Regions from separate parts of the Mus musculus genome. Here region 2 is linked to region 1. Evidence: chromatin loops called from intact Hi-C (ENCODE). Cell type or tissue: gastrocnemius. All regions are shown on one strand. Each heading gives the region's core, and the rest is flanking DNA. Links, peaks and the distances in the headings are about the cores only.

Region 1 (10,308 bases), core at 2,996-6,995:
CATTATCTACACCCAGGACTTCACAGTGCCTGGTAAGCTGGCTTGGCGCAGCTCCTACTGGAGCTGGTGACTTTGTGCACTCTGGGGCTGGTCCCCTTCCCAAGTCTCCAGCCAGCTAACATGAGCCACCAGGACTGCCAAAGCCATCCTGGTGGCTGTGGCATTTCACTCTGGGCTAGATGAAGGGCTCCCTGGCTGCATCTAGCAGGAGGAGGGGAACCCTGGAGGGCAGTGGGTAGGGGCCCTGAGACAGCCACCTGAGGGAGGGTCCAGTGGCCCTCGGTCCTGGCCATGCCTGACCTTATATCGCCTTCTTCCCCAGGTGTCGAGGAGGCGGCCGAGGCAGGGCTTAGCGAGGATGCATGCGACACATGCATGTGGAAGAGCCAGGGCGCAGGCCTTCCTGGAGAGGAGCCCGAGGAGGGGTTTGGGGCTTTAGTGTAGCTCCCTGTCTGCTGCCCCACCCATGTCCTCCATAAAGCTTTGTCCACTGTGTCTGCAGGTGGATGCTTGCCGCGACTTCCCTCCTGTCACTACCCTGACAGGCTCCCCACCAGGGTTTCAGAGAACATGCCTGGGTCCAAGGCCTGAGCTAGGTCCTCAGTGCCAGGGTGGCCACCAGCCAGGGGCTCTTGGGGCCTTTGTTCCTGTGGCCTGCATGCCAGTCCCACTTAGCTCCTGGCCTTTCAAATAGCTTTGGTGGGAGGGTAAGGACCTTGGGCTACTGTGTCTCCTGTAGCAATTGAGAGTTCTAATAGCAGTGCCCGCTGGGTGCCAGGTGGAATCCACAAGGACAGGTATACACCTGATGTCCAGTATGGGCCTTGGCCACAGCCCTTTCTAAGGTTTAAAGCATCCCTATGTGGGAATAGTGTCTTCTACTCTGTCACGTGGAGCCCTTGTCTAGACTGTCCCACAGGCTGGGCTCCTGGCTGAGAGCTGGTTTCTCTGCTGGGGAGAAGATGTACTTAGGTGCTGGTTGCATGAGGGACCCTTAAGGCTGCTGTGGTTTGAAGGAAGGCAAGGGTCTGGGGACACTGGTTGGCCATGGAGCCCATTTGTCAAATGGGGTAGTGTTGCACAGAGTGAAGTGACCGTGCTCTGAGGATAGCCTGATCCCTCTGTACTTGGCATGAGGGTCGGACTCTGCAGCAACAGGACAGGGGCTTTCTACTCAGTGCCTTGTGTGGAGGAGGGGACAGATGCTTTCTCAGAGTCCACCTGACCTCAAGCCTCAGTCCCATGCAGAGTGAGCCAGAGTGGGTGCTGCTAGTGTGGCCAAGTCAGAGGGTTTGGGAGAGAAATTCTGGATCCAGGAGCGTGGGCAGTGGGCTGTGTGCTGGGTTCCACAGCCGCATTGCCAAGCACTGGACTGTGGAGTTACATGTAGACACTGACCTCTGGAGCCTGGGAAGCTTCAGGAGAGGCCATCTTTTGTCCCACTGCGAGGGCAGGCCAACAGAGCAAGCTGGTCTGCAGCCCTCAGCTGGATGATCTCCTTCCCGGTGCTCATCGCAGCTAGTAGCTCCCAGGCCGAATGCTTCATCTCCTTGTGCCTGTACTGAGGGTCTAGAGCCTCTCCCTTGGAGAGCTCTGTGAGCTGGTGCTGGGCTGCCCAGGCTAGACAGGCAGGTGAGCGTGGGCATGCTGCAGGAGGGCCAGGGCATAGCACTGTGAAGGCAGTGGGCCTGCTTGCCTTTGGAGCTACTGAGGGGTGGGTGGCACCAGAGGCTAGAGCACCTCCGACCAGCCTCTGTCACAGTTGGGGCTGGCTGGGCCCTGGGGCTTTGAGCTACCTGCCCCTTGGCTCAAGCTATGCTTGCCATCTTCCCGTAGGACAGGTCCTGGAAGAGGAAGTGGGTCAGAATGGACAGAGCCACAGTTTGCCCAAGGCTGTTTGTGTGAATGGCACAGAGCCCCAGCTCAGCAGCAAGGTGAAGCCAGAAGGCCGACCTGGCACCGCCAACCCTGCGCGCAAGGTGTGCTCCAGCAACAAGATCCGCCGGCTCTCGGCCTGCAAGCAGCAGTGACTGAGGCCTACAGGTGGGCATGGGCCTGGGTCCAGCCATCCCTGGTGTTCACAGTGGGTGTCTGCTGGGCTCCTAGCTCCTTCCCGTAGGGCAGTGCTGCAAGGGGGAAGGTCTGGTGGTTGAGGTGGTACTAAGTGACCACCCATTCTACCAACAGTGTGTCATCAGGATCTCTGGGCAGGTGTCCCTGCAAGGCTGGGTTTTCCAGGCCTGCCTGTCCACTCACTTCGGGACGTTGGAGCCGAGGGCGGACCTGCTGCCCCAGAAGCACTTTATGTCGAGACCACTGGCCGGCCTTGCCTGCATGCCGCCCTGCGAGCCTCGCTGTCTTTGGGTTGGTTTCTTTTTTTTTAATAAAACAGGTGGATTTGAGCTATGGCTATGAGGGTGTTTGGAAATATGGAGCAGGCGGGGCACAGGGTGGCCTGCAGAGAAAACCCAGAGCAAACAAATATGCAGAGACATTTATGATTAACCAGACAACACGACCAACCACAGAGGGCGCAGGGCAGGGAGTGGGCAGGCACTCACAGCGAGTCTGCCCTATCTTTTGGCAATAAATAAAGCTTGGGAAACTTGAAGCTGCCACCTGGGCTGTTCTGTCCGTTGTGTCCAAAGCCCAAGGCTCTCGGGGAGGAATGAGACGGGGAGCCTGTGCACATGCAGAGAGCAGGCGCGGTCGGTTATTGCTCAGAGAGGAAAGGTAGAGCGCATACCATGGACAGGGTAAATCAACTCAGAATATGGGGCGGCGAGCTCCTCTCTGATCCTCAGTGCCCCACAGTCACTTCACCTCCAGTAGGTTCGCTCACACAGTGGCAGGCAGTGTTACTGCCTGCCAGTGCTCACGAGTGGAGGGTCAGCTGATCCTGGAGGGAGGCTGCACATGCACCTCAGAACCTGCTCCACCAGCATCTGTGGCCAGAGGCTGGGTGCTGGGGTCAACCATATATGGACCGGAGAGTCCAGTCTCGTCATCCTCCCTGCAGTTGAGCCTGGGTCCTGGAGCCTCTTGCTTCCGGAGGCCACTGCGCTAAGTGCCCAGGGGACACTATATGTGCACACTTGGGATTTGGGGGCCGTGTACCCATGCACGGCCACCTCAGGTTGCTCCCGCTGTTGCCACCATTCCCACAGCAGCCCCATGTGCTGCCGGAGAAGCAGCAGAGAGGCAGGTCCAGTACAGAGCTTAGGCCGGGCTGTGGTCAGGGGATGTAGGGGCAGCAGCAGCGACAATCAGCACCTGGGATGAGGCAACTGGCTCAGCAAGACGGGGAGAGAAGAGTCTCTCGTCGAGGCTGGCTGCTAGCTTGTCTAGCAGGGCCCCGGCGGGCTCAACGCACAACCCAGAGCCTGGGCAACCACCGCCTCCACCGCCAGGCTCCTCCTCGATGACAGGAATGGATGGGTCATCACCCGTGATGGGCAGCGCACGGCCTTCAGGAGGACAATCAACGCTGTCCCCACGGCGTAATGGCGCACGTGTAGGGCGGGCCACTCCAGGGGGCGTGGCTGCACGTGCACCACCGGGGTCGCTGTGCTGCCGTCCTCTCTGTTGCCATTGCTTCCGCGCATGAGTGTGAGGATGTGCACGTGTGCGGTGACGCGGTGCATCGTCAAAATGAGGGTCATGGCGCAGGAACTCATGGAAAAGAGCGTCCGTCTTCTCGTCGATGCTGTAATCGCGGCGCGGCCTGCGTGGCCAGGCTCGCGGGCTGCGGGGAGGACTGCGGGCTGGAGCAGGAAGTTCTGAAACTTCGTCGCCTGCTCCGCGCCCCTCGATGCTCGCATAGCCACTGTCCATCTGTAGCAGGCGGCGGGCTTCGCCGTCCTTAGGCCTCAAAGCAGGTGGAGACTCCGGAGGGGGTGGGAAGGCGGGTGCTGCCCCTCCACCTCCGGAACCCGAGCCCGAGCTATCGCCGCTGCGCACTGAGTCGCGGTCATTGCCGCTGCTGCTGTGGTCCGATGCAGTGGCTGCATGGAGCTCGAGCGAAGCACGAAGGCTCCACAGGTCACGGTAGCTGCACTGTGCATGCTCGGCGTCCTGCTCTTGCTGCGGGTCCTGCTGCTGCGCATGCTCGGGCCCCAAACTGATGCCATGCTCCGGAGGAGTCTCAGGGCTCGCTCCTCCCGCCGCCTCTGCTGCCTCTAGCCTGCAAGGCCAGGCCCATGTGGTCAGAGCCTGCAGGCATTGCCCTGCCCTGCCGGCCACATGTTTGTGCTTTAGGGACTATGGACACGGAGGGTCTCCCATGGGGTCTGGGCCACTCCTAAGTAACTCTTGATTTGCAAGGGTACCAAGAGAATGGACCTGAAACAGACTCCAAATCATCAGCCCCTTGTCCTAGGTTACTGCACCCACTGGTCAAGGGCTGATACAGCCAGGTGTGAATCAATGAAGCTAAGGGTCAGCCCCAAGTTTGCAAGGCCTCAGCCTGCATCCCAGTGGTTTTAGCATTTGGGAGTTTTGTTTTTGACTTGGAGGGAGGGAGGTTATTTCTGATTGCAGCTGTTAGCAAGGCCGCTCCTTGATTGGGGTCAGGCATACATCAGGAGTGCAGGTAGGCAGAAGGGATGCTGGCACCACTGAGGAGCCCTTCAGGCCTCGGAGCCTGCCACATATCGGCAAGGCCACAGGAGGCCCCAGCCCACTGCCCTGCTCTGGAGGGTGTCTCATCTTGGAAACCCTGGGACCATCAACTGCCCACCTACCCTTACCCAAGCTCTCCCTGCTTCCCTCCTCCTTCTCCGGTCTGCGTTGGAGAGGTGGCCCCCACGAGGTGGCCAGGGTGACTCGAGTTCGTGTCCACAGGGCCAGGAGGGCAGTCCCTGGGCCACCTATGGGGGACGGGGCAGGGCAGGGGCCCACAGGCCCACCCTTAGCACCTCTATCTACTGAAAAATACCTGCCGAGAGTGGGGGGCGGGCTGGTGGGGCTGGCCAGAAAGGGGCGGGGGGGTGGGAAGGCCACCGAGTCGCCTGCGCTGGCAATGTACTGAATGAAGTCGGCATGGGGGACGTCCCCCTCCTGCTCCATGCTCTCACTGGCTGCCCGCTGCCGCTGAAAGTGGTGCCTCTTAGGGGAACCTGCAGTTGAAGATCAGGCCAGAACCAGAGATTAGGCGTGGGCTGAAAGCCCTCACAGGACGGCAGTCCGGATGACCCTGGCTGGACCCGTGTGGCCATGAGAAAGGATGCCCAGAGCCTCGAATGGCCCAGCTCTTGCTGAAGTCATGGCCTAAGCAAGCTGGGGTTGTTGGGAGCCTGCATGGGAGGGAGGGAGGAAGATGCCACCTGCAGGCCGCACCATGCCCTGGGAAGCTTAGGTGAACTGCACCACCCGTGCCCCCAGCTCCTGGCCAGAAGCCAGGATCTTACCCCAAATAGAACTGCCAGAGTGGGCAGTCCTCCATGTGGGCTGGGAGCCATGGGGCTGCACCAGTGGTTATGGCTAATCTGCACCAGGAATCCTGACTCCAGCTCAGAGCCCAGATCCTTACCAGGCAGTCAAGAGGACTGCCCCTCCCACCAGAGCACCGCAGAAAGGAAGTGAAGTGAGCCCTCTGCCACCCAGGTCCTCCCTGGTACTCCCTCACCCTGTGTCTTCCACCTCCTCCCCCACAGGAAAGGTCAGTACCTACGTGGCACTGTCTTAAGCAAGGCCAGGGCACCCTACAATTAGGCAGCCCTGTATCCTAGGGCCAGCAGGCTGCTACCTGTTTGTGTAAACTGCTTTATGGGCACAGGCCACACTCATTTGCATATGGAAGTCACTTCCTAAAGCAACAGCTGAGATGGGACACTGTCCTCACAAACACCCAGATTGTTACAGTCCAGGGCCTTATTGAAAGTTTTGGGGATTAGCTGGGCATGGCGTGTCCTGCTGCTAATCCGAGCACTTCAAGAGGGCTGCAGGAAGTTCAAGGTCTACTTGGGACACACAGTGAGACACCTCAAAATAAAAGGCATTCATAAATCCTAAAATTAGTCCAATGCTCCCTTTGTCTTTTTTTGGAGATAGGCTCTCATGTAGCCAAGGCTAGCCTCAAATCTACATAGCTGAGGCTGGCAATGAGCTCTTGTCCTCCAACTGCTGCCCTTCCATGTACTGGGAATGTGCACCAAAACACTGGAGAGGGAGCCTCGGCTTCACGCAGGCTGGCGCGGTCCTCTATCCCAATGGCTTGTTTCAACAACTCAAAGTCATACAGGCAAAAGGACCAGGTGGAGGTCCAGGGAGCTAGGGGATCGGTGTGCTGATGGATGAAGGGGGGACCACACCAGCTCTGAGCACCCCGGGGGCCTTGGAGCACCGGTGACAGGATGGTCATGTGCCTAAGAGACAGGGTACCAGCAACTGACAGCTTTCCTAGAGACATTCAGGCCCTGGGAGTCCCTGGCCATTTGAGAGGCCTCCATCAAGATGGCCCCTGGAGGTCATAGTCACTCTGGAATGCCTTACCTCTCGTGTCCAGACTGGACGCTCTCTGGCTGGGCTCCAGCTTCCATTTCTTGACCTTGAAGTAGGGGCTGGCTCCATCCAGGCTGGCATGTCGGCGTAGCCGAGTGAAGAATTGCAAAACAGTGCCCGACCCGGAGGAGCCTGTGCCCATCTCCCCAGGCACTGTTTCAGGCCCAGCAGCCTTGGCACCCCGGGTACCTGCATCTAACTGGAGAGGTGGGGGGAAGTAGGGATAACTGTCAGGCAGGAACGGGATCCCCTCCCCAGCAGGCCCTGGCCCAATCCCTGGGTCCCCATGAAGTGTGCCTTTGGCCACTCCCTTCTGGCAACCCTTCTCAAGCCAGCTCTGCCATCCTGCCCTGAATCCTGCCTTTCACGGGGGAAGGATCCTGCCTACAAGTTCTGTTCCTTGGGCTTTAAGTGAAGCTGTCCACTCTTCCCACCAGCCTGGCTCTTACAGGGAATCCTAAAGTACCATGGTCTGGGAGCAGAGTGGTTCTGAGAAAGAAGTCACCAAGATCTTGGGATACTGTAGGGACACCAGAGGGAACCCTCACCGAAATGCCCTCCCCAGAGTCACTGGAGGTTGAGGGGCTGATCTCTGAGAAGTCCACGGAGTTGTAGGGACCTCCTGGCAGGGCGGAGCTGGGGCCGACTGAGTGGCCGGTGAGGGTTTTCCCAGGGGGCTGTGAACAGAGAGGTTGGTGAGGGAGGAGGGACAGAGAGTACAAGTAGGTGAGGGGCGATCCCACCTTCCCACCCCAGCCTTCCAAGACCTGCTGAAGACCACAGGCAGCTGTAACCTTGACCTCACCTGGAAAATAGCCAAGCTGTCCTTGGAGGTGGTAGCTGGGTGGGGTGTGGCCGCTGCACTGGCCTCCCCCGAATCACACTCATGGATAGTAGCGATTTTGAGGGGCGGTAGGTGGAGGTGGGTGAGGCGGGCATTCTTGAGGTGATGGAAATCCCCTTCTGTCAGGGTGTACCTATGTTGGGGACCCCAGCAGTCAGCCCTTGGCAGTCCCTCGCATAGCACCTACATTTAACATCTTGACAGACAGGTCTCTCCCTGTTTAAGACTTTGAGCTTTTAATTCTCATGCCTCCACCTATCAAATGCTGGGGTGACAGGTTTTTGTTTAATTTCTGAGACAAGGTCTCTCTATGTAGACCAGGCTGGGCTTAAACTCACTAAATACCCACCTGCCTCTGCTGGAGACTGCCATTTGTTTGTTTGTTTTTTGAGACCAGGTCTCACTCTCTAGCCTGGGTTTGGCCTTGAACTTTGCAGCAATCTTCCTGGCTCTGCCCACCATGTGCTGGTGTTCTTTTTAAAGCAGGTCTTTGAAATACACCCATGGCTGACCTGGAACTCTCTCTGTGTATTTTCTATGCAGACCAGTCGGGGTCTGAAATTTGTAGCAATTGGGGCTGGAACCATGGCTCAGGAGTTAAGAGCACTATGGCTCTTGCAGAGGACCTGAGTTGGGTTCCCAGCACCTATACTGAGCTACTCAGAACCACCTGTAATTCTAGCTCCAGAGAGATCTGACACCCTCTTCTGGCCTCTGTGGGCACTTGAAACCACATGTACATACCCCCACACAAAGACATATAAATAGGTAAAAATTTAAAAATAACTCTAGTAATTCTCCTGCCTCAGCCTTGCTTAGACCTCGATATTGATACTTACTCTACTCTCCACCCTGCCAGCCCATACCAAGAGACCTGAGCCAGGATCCCCAGCTTTCATCACCAAGCTGCTGTGACCTCCCCCTGACTTCTCTCACCGGCGGCCCTTGTCCTGAGCCTTGCGGCTCTGTTCAAACAGGGCAGCCTCGTTGAAGGACACGCGGCGGCCGGTGGAGCTGGTGGCTAGGAAGCGCTCTGTTTCGGTGTCCTGGCCCTCGGGGTCTTCCCCCCTGCAGTCGGGGTCTGTGAGGAGAGCCAAGAGAGGGTGGGCCCGGGGTGGGCCGCGCGTGTCTGGCTGCCAGGCAGGCCGCTGGGCGGGGTGGGCTGGGAGGGGGGCACGGGCCGAGTGAGGGCAGGACGGGGCGGGCTGGGCGGGGCGGCGGGCACTCGCTCATCCGCTCACACACTCACTCGCTCTCAGCACGCGCCTGTGCGCACCTACGCCTGGGCGTTAAGGAAACAGAGATGAGTCGGACTCGAACTGCGCCCAGTCTGGTGGGGGAGACAGACAGACAGACCGTCAGGCGGCCCGAGGGGGCGGGCAGGGGGCCGAGGGGTGGGGCGCGGCGGGAGGCACAGTCAAGTGCAGCTAGGGGTGCTGCAAGCCGCGCGGGCCCCTCACCTTGTATAGGGTGGGTGCCGTTGTCCAGATAAGTAGTGGTGGTCTTCTCTGCTTCCTCCATGGCCCTGAGGAAGAAAGGGGAAGAAGAGTGAGCAGGAATGGGGCGTCTCCACTCTGAGGCTCTGCAAGCGCGCCTGGGCATGTGTCAAGTGGTTCCCAGGACAAGCACCTGTTGAAGCGCTGGTGCACCTCCCAGCAGCGTTTGCAGAGCAGAAGAACGCCAGACAGCACCACCAGCGTGCCTCCAACGAACAGCGACATCACCACCACCAGCAGCACATAGTTGTCCAAGATGGGGTCAGGCTCCGCCTGAGTCGGGGTTGAGTGCACAGGGCGGGGCATGTCAGGGCTCCACCGCAGAGTGGGGTTTCCATCCCACCTCTACCCCCAGTCTCCAGGAGTCACCCAACCCACCGTGGGGCGGCTGGTGGCATTGTCCCACGAAGTCGTCAGGGCAACAGTGGCGGTAGTGGCGGCCGCTGTGGCCATGGTGGCCGTGGGCTGCATTTTGAGGCTACAAGTAGGGCATAGAGCCAGCTCAGGTTCAGCTCTGCCGGCCCCTCCCCACAAGAGCCCCTGCAAGTCAGCCCCTACGTCCCCGTGCAGCAGCAGCAGCCGCCGTCACTGGGGTGACTCATGGACAGGTGGGGCCGAGTCTTACAATGTGAGTGCCCCCCCAACTCCCCATCCCCGCAGGGGTGCCTGGAGCCAAGGCTCCCCCCCCCCCCCACACACACACACGCCAGGACCTCTCTTTCGCCATCTTTATCACATAAAAGGTGTCATCGCGCTTGCGCAGCACTGTGTGTGTGTGTGTGTGTGTGTGTGTGTGTGTGTGTGTGTGTGTGTGTGTATGTGTGTGTGTAAATGTGGCTTTCCCAAATGCCAACCACCTCCCTGGCTGGCTGGGGTGGCCAGACCGGCAAGGTAGCGCAGCCATGCCCAGGAAAGGGAAAGCACCCTTGGAGGAACAAACACATGACGCCTCCACAGCATACTCAGGCAACATCCCAGGTGTCCTTCTTGTCTCAGGGTCTCATGGTGCAGAAAAGGAATTGAAGGTAGTGCACCTAAGGTGTGGGCGGGGCTGTACTAATGATTCCCCCACCCCCAGTCACGACTCGATAGGGAAAGGTCCTTGTTCCCCACACTGGTGGGAGTGCAAAGGACAAAAGACGCTCATCTGTTCCTGGCCTGAAAATTTTGGTTCCCATGGCGACGGTGCGCAGGGCCGCGCAGTGGCGGGGGGGGGGGGGGGGGCTGTTGCCAAGCAGAGGGAGGCGGGCGGGGGCGCGGGGGAGGCCGCCCACAGGGGCGCCCCAAGGCTTGGCCAAGATGGCTGCTCACCAGGCCTCTGCCAGAAGCGTGGAGAAACTGAGGCTAGGGCACATCATGGGGTGGGGTGGATTCAGAAGGGGCTTGTTAAAACTGCACCTGACTCAGTCCGGGAATGAAGATGATTCTGGAGTAATAAAGGCCATTTTGGCCATCCATCCCTACTTC
Region 2 (10,308 bases), core at 2,333-6,332, 99 kb before region 1:
TTGAAGCTAGCCTGGGCTACATGAGAACCTTATGTTGCTGTATCCAAAAACAAACAAACACCACTTTTAATTACAGCACTGGGGAGGCAGAGGCAGGTACAACTCTATGAATTCCAGACTACTATGGTTTACATAGAGGGTTCCAGGCCAGCCAAGGATATATATTGAGACCCTATCTCAACGAAGTAAATTATTAAGAAGTTAAAAAAGGGGGCTAGAGAGATGGCTCAGTGGTTAAGAGCACTGACTGCTCTTCCGAAGATCCTGAGTTCAATTCCCAGCAACCACACGGTGGCTCACAACCATCTGTAACGAGATCTGACACCCTCTTCTGGAGTGTCTGAGGACAGCTACAGTGTACTTACATATAATCAATAAATAAATCTTAAAAAAAAATTAAAAAAATAAGTCTGAGCTGCCTAGTAGAGGCACACACGTTTAGTTCCAGCTGGCAGGAGGCAGAGGCAGGAGGATCTCTGTGAATTTGAGGGCTGCCTGTTCTACAGAGTGAGTTTCTGGACAGCAAGGGCTACACAGAGAAATCCTGTCTCACAAGACCAACCCACGGAGAAGTTTCTGGGTGAAGGGGTTGGAGATGGTCAGGCTTAGCACTCCAAGTTCCAGTTCCTATTGCAGACGGCTGGATTCTTTTCTCAGCTCTCAAGGGTCAGCTCACAATTGTCTGTGACTTTAATTTCCAGTATATCAGACGCAGTCTTTTGCCTTCATGAGCAGAGAGGATACACACAAGCACACAGTACCTGTAGATCTGTGCAGTCAAAACACCCAAACACTAAAAATAAAGATTACATACATGAAGGCTAGAAGCAGAGGTGGGGCATGCTGGAGCTAGCCCCACCTTTTCTCAATTCAGGAGGGGGCATCCACCCAGTGTGGCCAGCTGGAGTCTGCTGAGGGCATTGTCTTCCCCCTGCAGGAGGAGGCAGAGGACGGAAGCCGAGGTGAGGAGTGGGGCCCACAGACCACAGGGTGGTCAGGTCACGCCGCGTCACTGTCATGATGGGTTGTTCTCATGAACTGCCTTTTCCCATACTGTGTTAGTGGCCACCCATCCCAGGGAGGGGACGGAGGGTGGAGAGGCGGGCCTGTGTCTGTAGACCCACAGCAGAGCCAGCAGAGGGGAAAGAACGGAGTCTCATATGGCTTCGTCTTGGTCACAAGACATGTTTCTCTCCTGTCTTTAGGTCTGTGTGTGTGTGTGTGTGTGTGTGTGTGTGTGTGTGCCTGCGCACTCCAGACTCGCGCTCACGCTCATCTCCCCTCATCCCTCCCTGTGTCCTCTTCTCTTGGCCCCAGAATCTCACGCGGCATCTAATGACTCGGACTCTGAGCTGGAAGACGCTTCTGACCCCCTTTCATCCTCGGACGCCAGTGCTCTACACCGCCTCAGTTTCCTGGAGCAGACCGAGGCAGGCCTGGAGGAAGGTCCCCAGAGCCATAGTGGCAGTGAGGAACAGCTGGAGGGTGAGGATGGAGCCCCGGGTCCGTGGCTGTGTCACTTCAACACCAACCAGTCCAACAACACATCACGGGCCCCTCTGCCCACCATGCGGCTCCGAGGAGGGCAGATCACAGGTGGCACCAGTCAGGAGCGGCAGCCACAGTTCGTCTGAGCTGGGTGGTGATGGCAGGGACCATCAGCTCAATGTCAGCCTTTGACTCGGGGGGAGGGGGGTGTTCCTCACAATGCCGAGGAACTTCAGGGAGATCAGGGCTCCCTGGTACCATGGACACAGATGGATAACAGTCCCAGATGGAGTTGCCTGGCCTTTGTGTGCCTGTGGGGATGCAGCTGCAGATTCCCATGATGGCCTCATCTCTCCCATGGTCCCCATCAGTCTGGATGTGTCTGAGCGGGTACAGCCCTGACCTCTGTGTGTGGAGCTGGAGGTGGCTCTGGCTTCAGGAATCTTGCAGGAGGCTGGACATGGACAGACGGGTGGGGGCACACAGTGGGTCTCTCCCAAGGAGCAGTAAAGGAGCTTTCCACATGAACTCACAATTTTCTTGAAATAAACTTCTTAACCAACTGCCACAGCCCGATCTTGTTCTTTTGCTTCTCAGACAGGGTCTCATTTGGAGCCCTGGCTATCCTAAAGCCCCTTATTTAGATTAGGCTGGCCTTGAACTCACAGGGATCTGCCTCCTTCAGCATCCTACCCACTGGAATGAAAGGCAAGTGCCACAACACCGAACTGCATCTTGCTTTTGTAACATTTACTTTGTGAGTTCGTGTTTTGCCTATGGGTCTGTGAGTCATGCTCATGCTGTGCCTGCAGAGGTGAGCAGAGGGCCCAGATCCTGCACCTGCGCTGTGCGAGGGCAGCCAGGGCTCTCGAGGGACTGGCCTACATTTTAAATCCATCTTCCTTGGTCTGTTTTCTGAGTCCAGTTCAAGCAAAGGCTCAGGAGGTGGCCCAAGCTGTGGGGACCATCCTGTGACAGCAACTCTGGGGAGCTATTAAGTCAGGCAGTCCTGAACACACACTTGTGACAATTTCTGACCAGTTGAGGCAGAGCTGCCCAGAAGAGTGTGCAAGTACAGTTTTTGTTTGTTGGTTGGTTTCTTTGTTTTGTTTTACTTTTTCCCTTTTGAGACAGGATTTCAGAGGCTGGCCTCGAACTTGCTGTGTGGCCAAAGAAGACCTTAAACTACCAATCCTCCCTCCTGCCTCTACCTCCAGAGTGCTAGGACGACAGGGTTCCACGCATGCAAGTGCTTTATCCACTGAGCCCAGGCTCAGGTTCTTGCTTTAATTTTATGGTTTAGTAGTTTAAGGTCTTGAGTTTGACCAGGGCTCTAGGTTCCTCTGTGATTTCCTGGCTGCGTGATGCAGGGATGTCGCTGTCTCTTGTTTTTATTATTTGTAGTGTATGCTGTTTGTACAGACGCTGGAGAGGTCAGAGGACAGCTTACAGTTCTCTCCTCCCACTATGCTGCCTCTGAGGATTAAATGTGGGTTGTCAGGCTGGCAGCAAGCCCCTTCAACGTCTGGAGGACTAGCCTGTAGTCCAGGCTAATCTTGATTAACAGCATCCTCCAGGTTCAGCAAACCAAGTGTGGGGATGACAGCTGTCTGTACGCTATACCCAGTCTGCCAACTACATTTTATTTATTTTTAGTTTTTGGCTTTTTGAGACAGGATCTCTCTACATAGCTTTGGCTGTCCTGGAACTCATTCTGTAGACCAGGCTGGCTTGTCTCTGCCTCCTGAGTGCTAGGATCAAAGGCATGTCGCCACCATGCCAGTCTTTTTGTGGGTTTTGTTCTTTGTTTACAAACTACATTTCATTTATTTTTTGTAGTTCTGGGGAAGAAACCCTGTCCTGCAGAGCTTCAGCCTCGGGAGGGGCGAGTAGCACCTGCCACCCTTCTCAGCCCCTGTCCTCACACATAGGTGGCCCTAGGACACTCCCCACATCAACTCAGTGTGCAGGTCTCAGAAGAAATGCCACTTTGCAGCAAGGACTGTGCTTGCCTGACCCAGGGGAATCCCCAGGTCCTTGAGAAGCTGGGGTGGGGCACGCCTGTCATCCCAGCTCACCGGACACGGACACGAGGTGAGGTTTGGGGGATGGGGCAGCACAGATCCAAAGTTCATGGTCCTCAGCTACGTGGTGAATTGAAGGCTAGAGATGCTGGAAAGGAGAAGCCAGCTTGTTATCCCAAGGACAGGAGTCAAGAGAATTCTCACCCATCCTGCTATCAGCAAGAGGGGAAGGGGCCTTTCTTCCTGGGGTGGGGCTTTCTCTGGGGGGCTTCCTGTTGAAGGGTCAGCCAGAAGCCTGCAGCACACCACAGGCACAGATAAAATGCCTGAGTGCAGGGTGACTCAGAGATGGTCAGGACAGAGTTGTGGTAAGCACTTCAGGGGCTGCCCTGATCTTGGTAAACAAAATGTCTTGGCCCCAGGCCAGGACCCAGACATGAAGGTAGTCTGGACTCAGTTCTTCTTCAAGAGAGGAACTAACACATGGTTGGTTGCCAGTGAATGTATTTGTTAACCTCATAATCATACAATTTGGCTTCTTCTTTTGAAGTTGTTTGTTTTTATGCCGGGTCTATGTGGCCCTGGGTCGTCTGGAACTCACAGAGCCCCCTCCCCAAGTGCTCAGATTAGAGATGGCTCATGCACTGCCTTGCACTATTTTGGAATTGAAACAAGCCCTCCCCCCCTCCCGCCCCCATGACTGACCCATTGAGCCACACCCTGATCCTGACTTACTTGAAAGTCACGAGAACCTTGCCCAGAGGCTGAGAAGTGGTGTGCCCTATTCAGTAAGTCAAACAGTATAGGTCATAAAAAGCCACCAAGGTGGGGCTGCTAGGAAGTTGACAGTGCAGCGCTGAGCATAAAACCCAGGGCTTCCCAATGCTAGACGGGTGTTCAAGTCACACCCACCAAAGGCTGAGGGACACAGTGGACTCCCTGGCTCTTCTTGTGTGACTTCAGAGAGGGTGAACTTTAGCTAAGCTTACTCTCGGCCCTTAGCCTGTGGTGACCAAAGAACTAAGTGAGACCCTTCAGTGTCACCTGTCTCCATTCTCCATCTGCCCACACTGAAGCTGTGCCCCTTGGAGGCACAAACTCTATCCCTTCCCTGCTCCTGCCTACAGGGACCCCAACACTCCGAGTGAGGGCCTCTGGGAGGGAGACTTCCACGCCCTTCTAGGCCTGGCAGGTTTTGGCCAGGATGAATCTGAGTGTTCCTCTAGAGGGCAGACTCATCCTCCTACAGACAGGAGGGGAAGCCTGCTGGGAACTCCAGAAATCTCAGACTCGTCTCATGACCTGAGGTGCCCACAGCTCTGCAGGAGGACCAGGAATCAGCAGCTCTCAGGCTGCCTTTGAGGATTCCACCCTACTGTAGGACACAGGGTCAGGTGCACTGAAGCCCTCTGGAGAGCTCAATGTGACCAATGTGTGTCTAAGAAAATATGGAAAGGAATGGCTCAGTGGTTAGGAGCAATGACTGATCTTCCAGAGATTCTGAGTTCAATTCCCAGAATCCACAGGGAGGCTCACAACCATCTGTTGCCCTCTTCTGGTGTGTATAAAGAAAGAACACTTACATAAAGAAATATTTTTAAAAAATAAACAAAAAGAAAAGGATGGAGTTGGCTTTAAGACCTGGCACAGAGGTAAGGGCACAGGCCATTCTCCCAGGTTCAGCTCCCAGCACCCACATGTTGGTCCACAACCATCTGTAACTTCAGTTCTGGGGATGGGAACAGCAGGCATCCTCAGAAGTCAGACAAAAGGTAAAAAGCTGGGTGTGATAGAGCAGAGGAAGGTAGAACTCTGAGCTCCAAGCCACACAGGCCTGGCTCTCACCTCCAGAAGACCTGTGAGAGAGCCGGGCAGTGGTGACGCATGCCTTTAATCCCAGCGCTTGGGAGGCAGAGGCAGGCGTGTTTCTGAGTTCGAGGCCGGCCTGGTTCGAGAACAGCCAGGGCAGGAGACACATGGAAGCAGGAGCCATATTGAACATCTAATCTCAGCTTCCTAGGAGCAAGATGGGAGGTAGACGCCCAGGAAGCTCCCTGGCTGACAACCTGGCTATCCTCACCTCCACACACAAGCAGGGCAGAGGGCAAAACCAAATGTTTGTAACCTATTTGTGGTAGCACACACCTTTCAGCCCAGCACACAGGAGGCTGAGGGAGGGAGGTTTTTAAGTCTCAGGGAAGCCTGGGTTACACATACTGGGGGACCTTGTCCCAAACTGGAGCCATCTGATTTCAGCACATGAACCCCCCCCCCCCAACCCCCCTGGTGTGTGCCAGACACAGCAATGCTACGTGCGACAAGCCCAGTATCACGCAGCCATCAACAGACATGAGGCTCTAGCAGCAGCCAGTGTGGCAAAACCCTAGGGACACCCTGCTCGAGACGCAGACAAAGACAACAGTGTGGGACAATGGCAGGAGACCAGAACAGGAAGCGAACTCCTGAATGCTGGAGAGGCAGGGTTGGCTGGCTGGCTGACGGCACTAACATGGCTGACATACTGTCCTGGAATTGCTGTCCTGATTGCTGCAGGACCTCATGAACATAGCCAGCACTACTGAGCTGTGTAAGGAAGGGAGGGGACTTGGGCCGTTAGCTGGTACCTTGGGGTAGAGCATAGGTGAGCCGGAGGCAGGAGGCTCAGCTTCTAGGCCAATCTGAGCACAGGATGGGACTCTACCACCTCAGCACAGAGATGGGCAGGAGAGCATGGACTGAAGGGTCACCCCAGTCACTCAGGAAGCCCCTGTACTGCCCTCTCTCAAACCTCAAAGTGGATAGGAAGGGCTGGGTGTGGCCCAGGAGCCTGGCAATTGCATGGTACAAGTCCCTCCACAGTTCCACAACAGGGAGTCTGCTGTGTGGTAACTCAAGTGTGTCTTCGGAAACCACTCCACAGAGCAAGAGTGGCAAGGCCCTGGCCGCTCAGGCAGGAGCAACTGGGAGCTCCAGGAGGGACAGAACGCACCCTGAGCCAAGGCTCTCTAGGATTGCACCACAGTAACTTATCAAAGTATCCTTTAATTCTCAGGAGAGTCCTTCGAGAATGGAGAACTCTGAACAGAACAGTGACCCTGGAGTAAGGAGTGGGGGTGTGGCTGCAGCTCTGGAGTCACTCATCCTGCGACAATGGCCAGGACGGAACCCGTCAGTCAAAAGGCAATCCAGTTATGACCCACAGGCTGTGGCCCACAGCTGTCAGGGTGCTGTGCAGAGCAGTGGGCTCTGGGTTTCCCTGCATGCGGTGCAGCTGTGGGTTCCTCTTCATTGTTTTCCTGGAGACACTCACACCGAGAAGGAGTCCACAGATGTGCAGCAATCCTCCTGCTTCAGTCTCTGAGCACTAGGTTTCCCCTGGCAAGAGTATGGGTTGTTTTGGGTTTGTTTGTTTGCTTGCTTTCTGAGGCTTACTATGTAGCCCTGGCTGGTCTGGAACTCACAGACATCTGCCTGCCTTTGCCCCTGGGCATTAGGATTCAAGCCTACCCTCCCGTTACATTTTATTTTTGTGGGTGCAGCTCTGACCCTCTACCGGGTCAAGGACAAGTAGCAGGCTCATCTGGGCAGTGCTGGGCTCACCTGCGGCTACTGCACCAGGCGGTAGGTGATGTAGCGGCCAGCCGTCTCACTGGGGCGGATGATCTTCACGACCTGTGGGAGCAGGCAGGCGAGGGAGTGGTGGTGGCAGGGCCTTGGGACCACTGGCCTATGGCAATGGTGGTCTTGGCCTCAGAGACAGGGAGGAGATGGAGGAACCAGGGAGATCCAATAATTCCCAAAGGGCCTAGGAGGGGAACAACCACTGTGGCTTCTCACCTGCCCTCGCTTGATCCCAAAGTACCGTGCCACTGGGTCCCCGGCCTGGATTCTGGGTAGCTGGCTCTCACGAAGCTTGCTAGAACAGTCAAGGAAGCAGCTGGCGGGCAGCGCTGGGGTGAGGGGGGTGTGGGGACAGAGTAAAGGATACTATCGAGCCAGCAGTTCAGTCACCTCCTCCTTTGTCATGACCACGTGCTCAGGGACTAGCTGTGGAGACAGAGACCCACCCACAGGCACGCGGCCATCAGGAACTTCAACAGACCAACAGACTAATGGGTATTGTCATGGGGCTGGGACAGAGGACAAAACCAGGCTATTAATATCACCAAGTTGGATGCTCAGGGCCAAAACCGGGGAAGCACCCCGCCCCGGCCCGTGTCCTGGATGCAGGCAGCACTACGCCCCACCCCACCACACACACCTCGTGCTCTGTGATATTGATGAGCAGCTCCTGCTGTAGAAACTGTTCCAGCACATACTTCGGGGCCATGTCCACCAGGGACTGCTTGGCGGAGGGCGTCATGCCCTGCTGCACCACAATCAGCGCCCGTGTGATGTTTTCCTCCTGCATGCGCTGGCAGTATACCTTGATGGTCTTGATGCCCACCTTGGGCTCCTCTGCGGGCACACAAGCACCACCCTCACACTCACTACTGGAGCCTGTGGTCTTAGTTTCTCTGCTTGCAAGGGAAGACTAGAACATCAAGGCAGCCATGATGGGGCTGCCAGGGGGCTCAGCTATCACTGCAGAAGCTGCAGGGTATGCAGGAACTGCGGCCCCCCTGGAACGGGGGTGGGGGCTCTCAGCAGCTCTGGGGTTTGGGGGATATGGTACTGTCAGCTTAGACAGCCTCAAGGAGAAACTGACTGACCAAGAGATGGACCCTGTGTCTACATGAGGCTAGCCTTGTCTCCTCAGGCAGAGCGCAGGAGCAGACCCAGGCCACCTAGTTTGCAAATTGCTGGATAAACACAGGTATATTTACATTATGACTCATAATAGTAGCAAAATTAGTTATGAATTAGCAATGAAGATTTTATGGTTGGAGGTCACAATGTGAAGTGTACTAAGGGGTCCCAGCATCAGGAAGGCTGAGAACCAATGCCCTCCATAGTTGTCCCGGAAGTCATTGTATAGACCAGGCTGGCCTCGACTGCCTGCCTCTGCCTCTCAAACACTGGGCTTACAGGCATATGCTACCATGCCCATCCCCGCACCCCCCAATTCTCACACTAAAAACCAGGTCCCGGGGCCACAAAGCATTAGGTATTAAAAGAGGCAAGCTGTCTGGGGAGACTGAATGTAGCTGCACAGGGAGGTCCTGGGCTCCCCAATAGCCTTCACTCCCACAAGACACCTGCGCTGCTGGCAGAAGCTGTAGAATACAGCACACAGGGGGTGTGGGGGTGGCATAGCTGGCCCTGGGACTCCCAGGCAGAAGCTATAGAATACAGCATATAGGAGCCAGGGGGTGGAGGGCTGAGAGCTGGTTCTGGGGCTTATGGGATGAAAACGACACCAGCAAAAGGGAGGCTTCCCAGGGGAGACAGGGACAAAAGCAGGCAGCTGCCACAATCTTACAGGCAGCGTTAGGCCAGAGTGGGACATGCATTCACTGGCACCTGAGCCAGGGCCTGGAGGAGACCACTCCTGCCAGCCCAAGGGCCTCACCTGGGAAGAACACAAACATCTGGTCTGTGGGGTCATCGTTGTGGGCCACCAGCACCGTGAGGTCTGTGCGCCTTGGCCGTCCTTCGCTGGGCTTGTCCCCAAACTGCGCCTTGAATTCCTCAAGTGTCTGGTCCAGTTCATCCTGGGTCACCAGGTAGCCACGGTCATGACACAGCTGCAGAGACAAGAGGCAAAGAGGCAGTCAGCCTGAGCACTTAGCTCGCAGACCTGACCCTGAATGGCCGAGGCTGGGGACTAACACTGAACTGATCCAGCAGTACCCAAACTCTGTATAGGCTCAGACCACAGCGGCCCGGCCAAGCCTCTCCTCCCCCCAACCTCAGTGGAGCAGGCTGGGATTAATCCCCTGGCAACTGTAGGCAACCTTCTGAATACAGGCACCTTCCTGTCCCCAGTCTTGAGTGTTCCTGATGAGGGAGACTAGAGCATCATCCAGGATCAGGGCTGAGGAACAGGCATGAGGTGGCCCTGGGCTCCACCAACACAGCATAAGTCAAAACTATGCATACCTCTTTATCTAATAATGGTGTCTCATGTGTTCAACTCAAAACAACCAAGAATTTTTTCTTTTATTCCCTTTTTCTTTTTCAAGACAGGGTTTCTCTGCGTGACTTTGTCTATTCTGGAAATCACTATGTAGATGAGGCTGACTTCTAATTTAAAGAGATTCGCTTGCTTCTGCCTCCAGAGTGCTGGGATTAAAGGCGTGTACCATCATACCGGCTTGTTCTGTTTTTAAAAATACTGTTTTTTCATCCTATGTGTGTCTGGAGTCCCCAGAGATCAGGACAGGGCGTCAGATCCCCTGGAACTGGGGTTACAGATGGTTGATAGCTTTCGTGTGGGCGGCTACCTAGCTCGCATAAAACCAAGTGTGACCACGCAGCAGCCCCCTCTCCCGAAACGGAGCCCACCCAGGCCTTTTCCCCTGAGGCAGAGTTAGGAGGTGGAAGCAGTAGGATTTCTAAGAGTTGAAGCCAGCGTGGGTGGGCTCCACACTTTAAACGGGGATGCATTCCAATCCAGGAGGATTGGCCCCTGCGGGAGGCGGGCCTCGGCGGACAACCCGCAGTTAGTCCGCAACTGAACGCTCGCTCGCATAAAGCTCCTCACGCTTGATCACCTGCATGATCGTCTTGCGGATCTTCCACAGCCGGTAGGTCTCCTCCTCGTCGTCCATGCTGTCGCGCTTCCCAAACAACTGTGCACGCGCGCTCGTGGAGCTGCCAGCACGGAGCCTGCGCCGGACGCACAAAATGCCCC

The links. A loop is a pair of places that touch in the nucleus more often than their neighbours do. Peaks named below come from ENCODE experiments on the same cell type or tissue, not always from the same donor. Only the 100,000 strongest peaks of a DNase experiment are listed, where the experiment ranks them.
Region 2: a loop joins it to region 1, with 2.3 times the contacts of the local background. A loop is called at or near these places in 1 of 42 quality-filtered maps.

The regions. Positions count from the first base shown.
Region 1 is chr10:80,128,069-80,138,376 of GRCm38, forward strand. It overlaps Cbarp (calcium channel, voltage-dependent, beta subunit associated regulatory protein), which reads right to left and starts at 9,319. Exons shown (of 9, transcript NM_001195268.1): 1 at 9,220-9,319; 2 at 8,975-9,114; 3 at 8,806-8,870; 4 at 8,282-8,426; 5 at 7,307-7,478; 6 at 7,050-7,178; 7 at 6,493-6,700; 8 at 4,937-5,117; 9 at 2,366-4,183. The coding sequence starts at 9,312. The coding sequence ends at 3,220. Stk11 (serine/threonine kinase 11) reads left to right here. Exons shown (of 10, transcript NM_011492.5): 8 at 1-32; 9 at 1,837-2,043; 10 at 2,188-2,611. The coding sequence ends at 2,030. In gastrocnemius, for the core only: a CTCF peak has its summit at 5,325 (motif pointing left); DNase peaks (open chromatin) are centred at 3,581 and 5,425; H3K27ac peaks cover 1,222 bases.
Region 2 is chr10:80,029,415-80,039,722 of GRCm38, forward strand. It overlaps Arhgap45 (Rho GTPase activating protein 45), which reads left to right. Exons shown (of 23, transcript NM_001142701.1): 22 at 875-962; 23 at 1,318-2,057. The coding sequence ends at 1,634. Polr2e (polymerase (RNA) II (DNA directed) polypeptide E) reads right to left here and starts at 10,245. Exons shown (of 7, transcript NM_025554.2): 1 at 10,169-10,245; 2 at 9,025-9,199; 3 at 7,774-7,970; 4 at 7,501-7,559; 5 at 7,350-7,428; 6 at 7,113-7,184; 7 at 6,539-6,887. The coding sequence starts at 10,225. The coding sequence ends at 7,119. In gastrocnemius, for the core only: a CTCF peak has its summit at 4,729 (motif pointing right); a DNase peak (open chromatin) is centred at 3,917; H3K27ac peaks cover 3,162 bases.